2 separate regions of the Homo sapiens genome follow, and region 2 is linked to region 1. Evidence: chromatin loops called from intact Hi-C (ENCODE). Cell type or tissue: Caco-2. All regions are shown on one strand. Each heading gives the region's core, and the rest is flanking DNA. Links, peaks and the distances in the headings are about the cores only.

Region 1 (5,378 bases), core at 121-5,120:
TGAGACTGGGTGTGCCGAGTCTGACCTGCCAGGGCAGGACTCTGGAAACACCAGGCTTCTCCCTTGAGATCCACATTGATTCATCCACACCTCTCAGAGACAGCTCATGGCAGGGGTTTTGAGCCTGCCAGGCTCTTGTTCCCAGGGAACCCTTCCTCTCCTCCCTCCTCTCATCTTCCCAGTCACCTGCCACCTCCAGCTCCACCTGGTAGTAACATTTCTCTCTCCTTTTAAAAAGAATATATTTTGTCAAGCATTTTATTTCTGAGGCTGAGAAGTGACTTGTCAATTTGCTGGACTGGATTTTTATAAAATTCGCCCATTCACCAGCACCAACTGTGCGTCCTTGGTTCTGCCTTCCTGTTCAGACACCGCGCCTGCTTTCTGAGTAACTGCCTGCCGGAGCCATGCAGGTACCCCCCCTCCACTCAGCAGGCCCGACAATCCTACCTCAAAGCTCATGCTCTTGGTCTGCAAGGCTGCTTGGTCCGCTGTCTCTGCAGATGTGGCCGGCAAGGCCAGCTGCCCCGTCTCCAGGAGCTGCTCGGTGCTGTGTTGCAGTCTCTGCTGCGGAGCCTGGGAGCTATCTGCTTCATGGAAGTCTAGGTCTTGCCTCTTCCTTGTCATCTCACCAAGCGGTTTCTGGGTCTCCTCCTCCCATCCCAGAGCCCTGTCCAGAGCTCTTGGTGGTGACACACAAGACCTGGGACCCTGTGTCCTTGCCCGCACCTCTGCCTCTGTCTCCCATATCCCTGCAGCTTCATCCTTAGCCATAGCTCTGGGTGGCCTTTGCTTGGAGCATGGAGACGATCCCTAAAGATTGAGGATGAAGAGGAGCCACCACTTTCCTGGGGCCAAGGAAGCCATCAGCTTTGGGAAGTGTCTAGCTCTCTTCTGAAAAAAAAACAGGCCTACACCCTGCCCCCAGAATGAGAGTGGGCTAGGCAGGGCTGCCTGGTGACAGCAGCTTCTCACAGGGGAGCCCTGGGGAAGGCTGTGGAGCCTCCACCATCACCACAGCCCAGGTCACCAGGTGGCCCCAGCTCTGCAGAAGAATCGCCCATCATTGGAGCACAAGTTGCCTGGGGCTACCCTGAACCTAACCCCTTTGAGGGAGCAGCATCCAGGTCAGGAGAGAAGTGGAAAGTGCAGGAGGGTAATGCCCTCAAATCCGGTGGCCTCTTTCAGAAAAAAGTTCCCTGAAGTCCAGAGAGGTGCAGCCAGGACTCCCTCCTCCCCACTGCCACCCTGAGCTTGGGGGCTGGGATTCTCCCTTTTCTGACTCCTCCAGGAGCCCAGAAGCAATACGGCCGATGCCAGGGACAGCATCCAGCTCTCCTTCACAGACACCTCTCCTGTCTTCAGCACAAAACACCTTCAATGTTCTGACTTCAAAGAGAACGACAGGTCCGTGCCACACACTTGTGTTTTTGAGGGATCAGAAAAGTGAAGAAGGAACTTATCAATTCCTCATGGCCAGGAAGGTCCCGGGTTTCAGAGTAGAAATGACAGACAGGTCATGGAATTCTCATCCACCATCGAATTCCATAACACGTTACATCATGGTGGCACATTTGTACATACATATAAATGATATCAAGATGAGGCTTTTGTTGGGCTGGCTGAGGAGTAACTTGGTGTAAATCTATCAAGCAGTTTCAGTGAAAAAGGAATTCAAAGTAGTTTAAAAATGTCGAGTTCCATTGCATTGTAAATAGTGCCTCTGTAATGTGGTTCTGCAGTTGTTCTTTGCTAGTGAGCAAGCTTGGTCAAAGTGTATGCCTTTTCCTTTTAAAATTAATCTCTTCCGAAAATATCCACTAGCACCTCACTGCATACATAGCATCCCAGCTCCTAATTCAAAGCAGGGGAAGGTATTTCCCCAAAGCCTGCTTTTCCTCTCTCTGTTCTCCTTGGGAAAATAATGATTCCAATTAAAGAGGACACCAGTAATACTGACCCACAAGGTAACTGACCTAAACACTATAAAACTGTATATATTTCCAGGCTGCATCTTCAGCCTGATATGTACTTTGTAGTTGCAACAGCGCCCTAGGTGCCCTATGGCCCACCAAGTTTGAGGAGGGTGGTGCTTTCCGGATTGAGCCTGGGCAGGCTCTGTGGAGCTCACCAAGAGAGCTGGGGGCAGGCCCACCCTCCTCTTTGCGCCCTTTCTCTCCCTCTTGGTGCCCCTGCCCTCCGCCCCACCACAGCACTCTCAGGAAAGGATCAGAATGCAGGATCTTTGTGTATTTCTTCCAGGGATATTTGCATTTAAGCCTTAATTCTCATTGCAAGCGAAAGGCTTGGTCCCCCTGGGAAGGCGGGTTTCGGCACCGGTGGGCAGGTGGTTCAGTGTCAAGGAGGCTGCTGCTGGTCCCATGGCCACCTGCTGGCTTTGAGGTAGTGAGGGAGGGTCAATCCTTAGGGGGAGTCAACATGTGAATGCTAAAGAACACTGCTGCACAGCCCGTGGGGTGGCGCCAGGGTTTCTCAACCTCTACTGACATTTTGCGATAGGTTCTGTATGCCGTAGGATGTTTAGCAACATCCCTGGTCTCTACCCATCATCTGCCAGTAGCAACCCCCAAGTTAGGTGTGACAACCAAAAGTATCTGTCGACATTGCTAGGTATCTCCTGGGGGCCTCCACAAGTTGAGAACCACCAGGTTATGCCAGTGGTTTGTCATGCATGGATCTGTAGAGGGACTGTGGCGCTCCGGCTGCTTTGTTCCATAGAAAGCCTGTATGTGACAAAGCTGCCAGCCTTTATCTTGATACCCAAGCCCAGGATTTTCCATGTGTCTTCAGGGGGCAGGTAGGGGAAAATGGGGTGAGCCACCTCCAACAGATGCCAACCTGTTGGGTCTTGAATTTTCACTCACTGAAGATGCCCCCTGCCCGCTCCCCACTTCCTAGAAAGCAAAACTCGTTACCTTTGTTTTCCTTGGCCACATTTTACTGGAAGCAACAGGAACTTCTTAATGGGTTTGTGGCCCTCAATTGGTTTTTAAAAAAATCTAACAGATCTTATTGGCAAATATTCAAGATGGTGATGCTGGAAAATTTCAGGACTTTTCTTTTGCAAGTGAGCCGGTAGCTGTGTTTGTTGACCACATTCTTTGGCAGTTCCTCCCAGAAGATCAAAGGATCCTGCAGCTTTAACCTAATATCTAGGCTGTAAAAATATGAGGGCAGGTTTCGGGCAGGATGTATTGATCAGACACCAAGTTCAGCCCTCGGTTACTTCCCTCTTTTAACCTGGCTTTAATAGTGATTCATGGTATGAGTGGGGGCCAATCTCTTATCCTTTCTGTGCCTCAGTATCCCCACCTGAAATGAGACTAGTCATACTAACCTACCTCCTCTGATGTATTGTGAGGATTATACAATAACATTTTTAAAGAAAAAAAGTGCAGTCTTTCATCTCTGGCATCTAAGCTAATGATTCCCATTCAGTGACTCAAACCTGTGGGGGGCGTTCCAGTGTTCTCTGACCAGTGTCTTCCATCCAAGCCTCCTTGTGACCAGGGCAAGGAGCTGCCTGGCCTCCAGTGGGTAAAATAGACCTTTAAGACAGGTTTCCTATGACCATAGAAAGTAACACCCCATATGTTTCCATTCCCGGCGAGGCCTGTTTGAATGGCGCTCTGTGTGAGTGCTATGAACAGGCTACCTGTCAGCAGTCTCACTGCGAGGCCTCAAGGCCTCTGTGAGCAGAAGCCCCTTTAAACCAAGGAAGGACACTAACCCAGGCCTCTGCCTTCTTTGTTACCTAAGTTCTGGTATCTAAGGGGTCTCTCATCTCACAGCTTGCCTCCTTTGTTTCGAGGGGTCTCTGCAGTGTGAATGGGTTTGAAATCCAGTGTGGATAGCACGAAGAGATGCAACTGAGCCGAAGTTTTGAAGGCTGGTTGGGCTAGTGGGTCATCATGTCACTTTCAGATGACTGATAACCGCTGGGACTGCTGGGGCTTCACCAGCACGAGCTATGCAGGTTGGGGGAGGCCCTGGCTTTTTCAATGATTGACGTTGACATCAGTCAGGAGCTGGGAGTTGAGACCTCCAGGGAAGTCTCGTCCGGATCCATCGCTCTTCTCTCAAGGAGCACAGTCCTGGGAAAGGCCTAGGGACCTGTGGGCCGGTGATGCGGGCACTGCAGACCAGGCCAGGCCCTCGGGTAAAGCTCTGAGGAGAGGCCAAAACCAGGCTTCAGGTTCGGGAAGGTGACTGCTTGCAACTGCAGTAGCAGGAACATGTCAGGTGCTTACTGGGTGAGACCCAGCCGGGGAAGCCTCTCCAACTCCTCCTAGCCCTGGAAACCAGACACCCAGAGCCCCAGGCTTTCTCGGCACCCAGAAGAAGTGGGGAGCGGGCAAAGCAGAAAACATTCAATGCATGATGTAGGATTGCTGCGTTGGCACTAAGCTGTTGTATTAAGCATGAGAGGTGTTTGTTTAACGTTGGCAAAGGGATTTAACAAGAAACAAAAAGCTTCGCGTCCTTGTTTTGACCGTCGACAGAAGTCCAATTTTCTTGCCTTTCTTTATCCCCATTTCTCCTCCCTCCCCTTCCCCCATCACATCCACTTTCGGTCACTCGTTGTTGGTATTTGGTGGCAGCTCTTGGTCCTATTGCTGTGGATGTTCCACTGAAAACACGGGGGGTAGCGGGGAGTGGTAAGGAAAGCAACTTTTTTCTAATTTTTGTATTGGTATCCACAAGCGTTTGTATTTTTTGAATTGCAAACACTGTGTTTTCTGGTCTTTGGGGGTTAGTTGAACTTTCTGTATTACCTTTTGGAAAACCTGAGTTTTACCACAGTCTTAAGCAGATTTGAAATAAATTCTTTTGACACTGCCAACAACAGAAAGACAAGATGTGGTCTGTAATTCCTGCTCCGTGGTCAGGTCTGCCTTTTTCCCAACTGGCCCTGACTGCCCAGCAGACAGGGCAGAGGCTACAGGAGGGGAGGCCACACGGTCTCTTCCCCCAGTGGGGCTGGGCGTTACTAAGTAGCAGGGTCAATGTGGTTCTGCTTCGCGTGCCCAGGAAATCTCAGGGTGATTACATATGACTCTAAACTAGGCTGGGTGCTGTGGCTCACACCTGTAATCCCAGAACTTTGGGAGGCCAAGGCAGGCAGATCACTTGAGGCCAGGAGTTTGAGACCAGCCTGGGCAACATGGTGAAACTCCGTCTCTACCAAAAATACAAAAATTAGCCAGCCGTGGTGGTGCACCTGTAGTCCCAGCTACTCAGGAGGCTGAGGAGGGAGGATCGCTGGCGCCCTGGAGGTCAAGGCTGCAGTGAGCCATGATTGTGCCACTGCATTCCAGCCTGCGTGACAGAGCAAGACCCTGTGTTAAAAATTAAAA
Region 2 (5,378 bases), core at 152-5,151, 280 kb before region 1:
TAGGGCTGTTCCTTGTAACTAAGAGAACACTCTCAGAAAACTCTCAAAGTGAAGACTGATGGTGCTTGGGACGCATGGTTTGTGAAATATCCTTACAACATAGATAAAACAATGGAATTCAATAGAAAAGTTTTTGTTGTTTCCCTGGGAAGATCCAAAATGCCTGATATAACCCCTGGATTAGATAGTTGTAAAATTTGTAATGTAATATTGCCTAATATACTTCTAACGTATTACATCATATAGTAAATAAGCAATCACCCACTCAATTAATTTCTAAATTGCTGTTGGCCAAGAGAGACCACCTTTAGGATATAAAGATAGCTCAAACTCACTGGTCCATTTAATACTTGTCTCTGCGGTTAACAAGAGAAACAGAAAAACCTAGACAAAGTTCATTTATTAATTCAGCCGTTTCACTACCGACTCAGTTTTCCAATCTGTGTAACAGGGACACCCTCCACTCCTTCTATACCTCATGGAGATGCCGTTGGGATGAAGGAGTCAGTAAGTAACTACTCTAACCTCCTCAGACAGTGGATCTATAAAAATGCAAAGCAAGAGTTCCCATCTATTATACTTGCTGATGCTGTGCTTATGAGCATGGTGAAAAGGACAGAGTACCAAATAACTTGGTAGGACTAGTTTGCTGAGGGGCTTTTAATGCTCAAAATGAAAGCACTGTTTCTAGGTTCTTATCATGCAGATCTAAAGCAAATCAAACTGAATTTCAGTTCTTGTGCAATTTGTAGTTAGTTTCTCTTTTCTGAAAAATTCTCATTTTCAAATACCCCAAAGAGCCCCATCCATGTTCCTAAACCTGGCTTTACAGTAACAATGTTAAAAGTGAAACCGTTTGCATTTGTTTACTTTTAAAAATATTTTCAACCTCTTAATACAAATAGGTTGGTATTTTTTGTATTTGTAATCTTTTTCTCCTCCATGAGATATCCAAGGGATATAATTTGAGTAGAGTACCGAAGTTCTGAGTTTTTAAAATTTAAGGTGACTGTCAGAGAAGATGAGAGGAACAGAGGGCAGATACAAAATAAACTGGACAAGTCTATCTGGCAGCTGCTCAAAGCATGTTTTAAGAAATTGTTCTCAAAGCCTGCGGCTGCCAGTCTGAATCCTGAGGGGAGAGAGAGGTCTTTATTAGGAGTATCCTCCACATACTTCCAAAAGGAATGTGAGGTTTATGAAATAGAATCTGCAAAATTCCTTTTGGTTTGGTTTTTAGTGGGATGGGAGTTTTCTTTTAGAATCTGTAAAACTTTAAATTTTCACAGATAAAATAATCTATAATAATTAATATTTGATTCCTGTTTAAAGCTTACAAAGTACTTTTCACATAGAGTATTTTATTGAATCCTCACGATCACTCCAAGAGGCAGAAAGTAGAATTGTTTCCACTTTATAGACATGGAAGGAGAAACTGATTGCCCATGGAGCTTGGAGCGAGAGCTCAAACCAAGACCATTCAACATCAACTTCAATGCTCTGTCCTTGAAATTCATTATTGCACTAATACGTATTGAGCACCTACTTTGTGACAGGCACTGCCCTTAACACTGAGGATTTGCAATGTGCAGCCTTTTCACAGGTAAACACTCTCCCCACAACCCAAATATATGTATGTCAGATCCTCAAACCTCTTTCAATAATAAAATGTCTGTTCTTTCTGCAGAATACATATCCCTGCCACACATTACTAAATTTCTTCACAGCCTTCAAAGTTCTTGTTAAGTACCACCTTCTGGGGCTCCTGTCAGAATGAATTGCTTTTTGGCTGTGCAGGCTGCCTCTGTTTCGTTCTCAGGCCCGTCTGTCTTCCATCAGGTAGCTTGGATATGTCCTGTGTGAGAGCACCTACTGTGTGCCAGGCCTTGAGCGGCACTAAGGAGGCCCAGGTGAGAGAGGCAGCTCCCCGTCAGGTTCCAGGCCCCCGGCTCCTGTCACAAGCCTTCTCACAGTGGGTTCCCCGCACAGACTCGGAACATGGAATCGAGTGCCCAGGCAGGAGGAAGGGCCAGGCTGGAGGCCACGTTTCTGCCCATACTTTCAGTCAGTTCAGATAGCTTTCCTGTTTCCCTCTACCTCCTCTGCCCAGCAGTCAGGCAGTTCTCAAGCAATACTAATACAGTCAATCAAAGAAGGGTCTCCCAACCTGTTCCTGTGGTCTCTCAAGGAGCTGGGTCAAGTTTCATGCCCACTGACCTAGACCCAACCAATGTCACCTAGTCAGTCCTTCTGTCCCTCATCTCCTCAGCCACCACACTGTCAGAATCTACTTCCTAAATTACAGATTTGGTCTCAGTGCTGGAATCTATGCATTTTGGCAACCTAGAATTTATAGATCCTCTGGTCTGCAAATTTAAGTCAAAATGCTTAGCACAGTACTCCAGGATAAGGACCTGCCCTCCACCGACCTTCCAGCTTCATCTCCCTTAAACCATACCCAACTACTTCCCACTCTGTGAACTGCCCATATTTCCATCTCCCCAAGTCATCACCCACGCTCTCCTCTCTGCCTGAAGGGCTTTTCTTCTCCCACCTCCACCCCCTAATCCTACTCAGTCTTCCAGCTCCAGGACAAAGTCCACCTGTTCTTTGGAACTTTCTCTAACTCTGCAGTTCCAATGAATCTTTCTTATCTACATTTTCAAAGCACTTTGTTTATATTACATTCTTGAGTATGTTTACCATATGATAAATTATATGTGGAAAAAGCTTTGCAAACTGTATCCTCTATAAAGGTAAAGTATCATTTCTTCCACTTATTAACCTTTGATCCTTTCCCTTTCTGTATCTCCCTCCAAGAACCCATCAAAGAGTAGGAGCTCAATAAATAATAAATACCAGCCATCAATCAAACGAAATTCCTCCCACCCACAAAAGAGAAGCAGAGTCATCATATGGTACACATATGCACAACACTTTCACCTTCAGAAGTCCTCTGTGAAAGAAAGTTAAACCTTTGTATAGCATAGCTATAGGCTGGTTTTTGTTCAGTTCTAAGGACTGCTGAAAGTCTTCATGGGCTGTTGCATAGTCCTACAAAAAGGAGAGTGGGGGGAAAAATAAAATAGTATTCATTAGATATGTGAACATTTCCTAATTTTTGGCTGGTAGAGAAAAAAAATCTCAATTCATCCTCTGCCCTTTTTGGCTTTAAAGGAAACATTTCATGACACTATATATTGGTTAAGTGCTTATACTACTCATTCAAACAGTTGGGAGTTTTTTAAGAAAAGCGATTGTGAGAAAAACAAAGGTTTAATTTAAGCACTCTGTCTCAACTACAAAAAAATTTATCTCAAATAGTATTATGGTAATAATCTGTTAGAGAAATTTCTGGTACTAGCATTTTATCATACTGGATATTCCCAGAATAATTATGCCACAGATTAACATTAAAATGTGTTATGCTGAGACTCTTTTAATATATTTTCTTTGGCACAGAAAATTGTTATTTAAAGTACTATAAGCCACAGAAATAATTGTGGCAATCATAAATGCCACTCTGATGATAAAAGACAACCTTGTCAGGCTTGGGTCACTTACATAGAGAAGCTACAGTCTGGAAAGCCATGCTAGTTCAGGGTGTGTTTCTTGGGCTGTGAAACCCAAAGAAATTCAAATTGTACCGCTAAGTTTAATAATCACATTGACAACATGCACACCTGCTTCCCTATGAGGACATTTGCGAGAAAGATTGACATACAATCCACAAACTAAATTTATCTTTCTCTCTCTTTTTTTAAATGCCAGTCCAGAATTAGTTATTGCTGACAGCTCAAACAAGAAAATGTTTTTAGTACTTAATGTTCTCCACTGGGTTTAATTTCAGCTACAGAAAATGCTTTTATAACTCTTATGACACAGACATATTACTAAACAGTCAAAGCCCAAATCTATCAAAGAGTCACTTTCTGAGGTCAAGGGAAAAATGAAATCTTCATCATCATAAAAATACTTCAAGACAAAAACCAGTCACCTCTGATATGAAGTACAGGGTTCCCCGATGTCTGTACAGCCGTGCTGAGGGCTGCAGTTGGATAGCTTTAGTGAGGTCATTCACTGCTTCATTAATTCGTCCCAGAGGGGACAGAATCTAGAAATCCCAAACATGTAATCAGGAAGAATACCAATGACCAACCCTAAAATCCCAATGTTTTTGACTCTTCAATTCCACCTCACCATACTCCACTCAAAAATTACTCTCAGCAGGCTGCAATCCTTGACCCCCTATATTATGCGGTGGGGTTCAAAGTCAACCAGCTGAGGTGCCACTAATCTTTGTCCAGTCAAGCAGGAGGCTGATGAACTATGACTGCAGCAACTGCCTTGTCACTATTTCACATTCTGGGTTGTATCAGATGTTGCTTTTCCTGCAATGTGATTTTTTTTCTTGATTTTATCTTTTAAATCAAAATTTGGCATCTATACACAAAGATGTCAAAATTAACCTGAAAGATAACTTTGAACCATTAAAATAGACAAATTATCGGACACAGATTAGAGTCTTCCATGGTCTTTAGCTCTGTCCTCTATGGTAAGAAGAGCTGAATGACAACTTCTAAGATTCCAGATGCTCTTTAAGCCCTTTTGTGTAACAACTTTTAACTCATGAGTCATGATCTGCAGAGTAGGAGGAAAAATATCTGCAAGCCTGTTTGGAAAAGCTCTTTTGAGCCAGCAATCAGTTGTATTCAGGCAACATGAAAATATAGAAGACAGTTCAGAATGCAAAAGTAAACCAAAAAGACATAAGAAAATCCAAAATGGGTATCAGTGTTCATGCAATTAAGCCCAAGCACTTTATCCTGAATGAACGTCCTTAAATTAGGGTTTATTTTGTTGTTGTTTTAGAGACAGGGTCTCACTCTGTCACCCAAGCTGGAATGTAGTGGCACAATCATAGCTCACTGTAACCTCGGACTCCTGGGCTCATGCAATCCTCCTACCTCAGCCTCTTGAGTAGTTTAGGCTACAGGGTTGTGCCATCATGCCCTGCTAATTTATTTTTTAAAATTTTTTGCAGAGGTAGGGGTCTCACTACATTGACCAGGCTGGTCTTGAACTCTTGGCCTTGAGCAATCCTCCTGTGTTGGCCTCCCAAAATTTTGGGATTACAGGCATAAGCCACCATGTCCAGCCTATTCCATCCTTATTAGACAGGTTATTTCTACCGAATTTTATAATTTCCTACTCTACAGAAGTTTAAAACCAGCAAGAAAGAGGATTCAGGCAGGCCTATCACCAGTAGTAAGCATGATAGCTCAGAAAGAGGAAAGAAATTGAATATATGTCTGAGAATTCAAAAAGCACAGTGGGCTGGGGTTGTATTTGGGAAGGAAAATCATCCCTCCCTAGTT

Evidence for each region. Hi-C counts contacts between places; a loop is a spot of excess contacts. Peaks named below come from ENCODE experiments on the same cell type or tissue, not always from the same donor. Only the 100,000 strongest peaks of a DNase experiment are listed, where the experiment ranks them.
Region 2: a loop joins it to region 1, with 5 times the contacts of the local background. A loop is called at or near these places in 16 of 110 quality-filtered maps.

Annotation. Positions count from the first base shown.
Region 1 is chr1:231,216,693-231,222,070 of GRCh38, forward strand. TRIM67 (tripartite motif containing 67) reads left to right here. Exons shown (of 10, transcript NM_001004342.5): 10 at 1-4,873. Among named protein-coding and RNA genes, the nearest start is that of FSAF1, 22 kb to the right of the region's middle. RefSeq lists enhancers at 485-984, 4,135-4,635. In Caco-2, for the core only: no CTCF peak of the experiment used is centred there; DNase peaks (open chromatin) are centred at 3,119 and 3,499.
Region 2 is chr1:230,936,443-230,941,820 of GRCh38, forward strand. It overlaps TTC13 (tetratricopeptide repeat domain 13), which reads right to left. Exons shown (of 23, transcript NM_024525.5): 7 at 3,998-4,114; 8 at 2,944-3,054. Among named protein-coding and RNA genes, the nearest start is that of TTC13, 40 kb to the right of the region's middle. RefSeq lists a silencer at 567-767. In Caco-2, for the core only: no CTCF peak of the experiment used is centred there; a DNase peak (open chromatin) is centred at 2,549.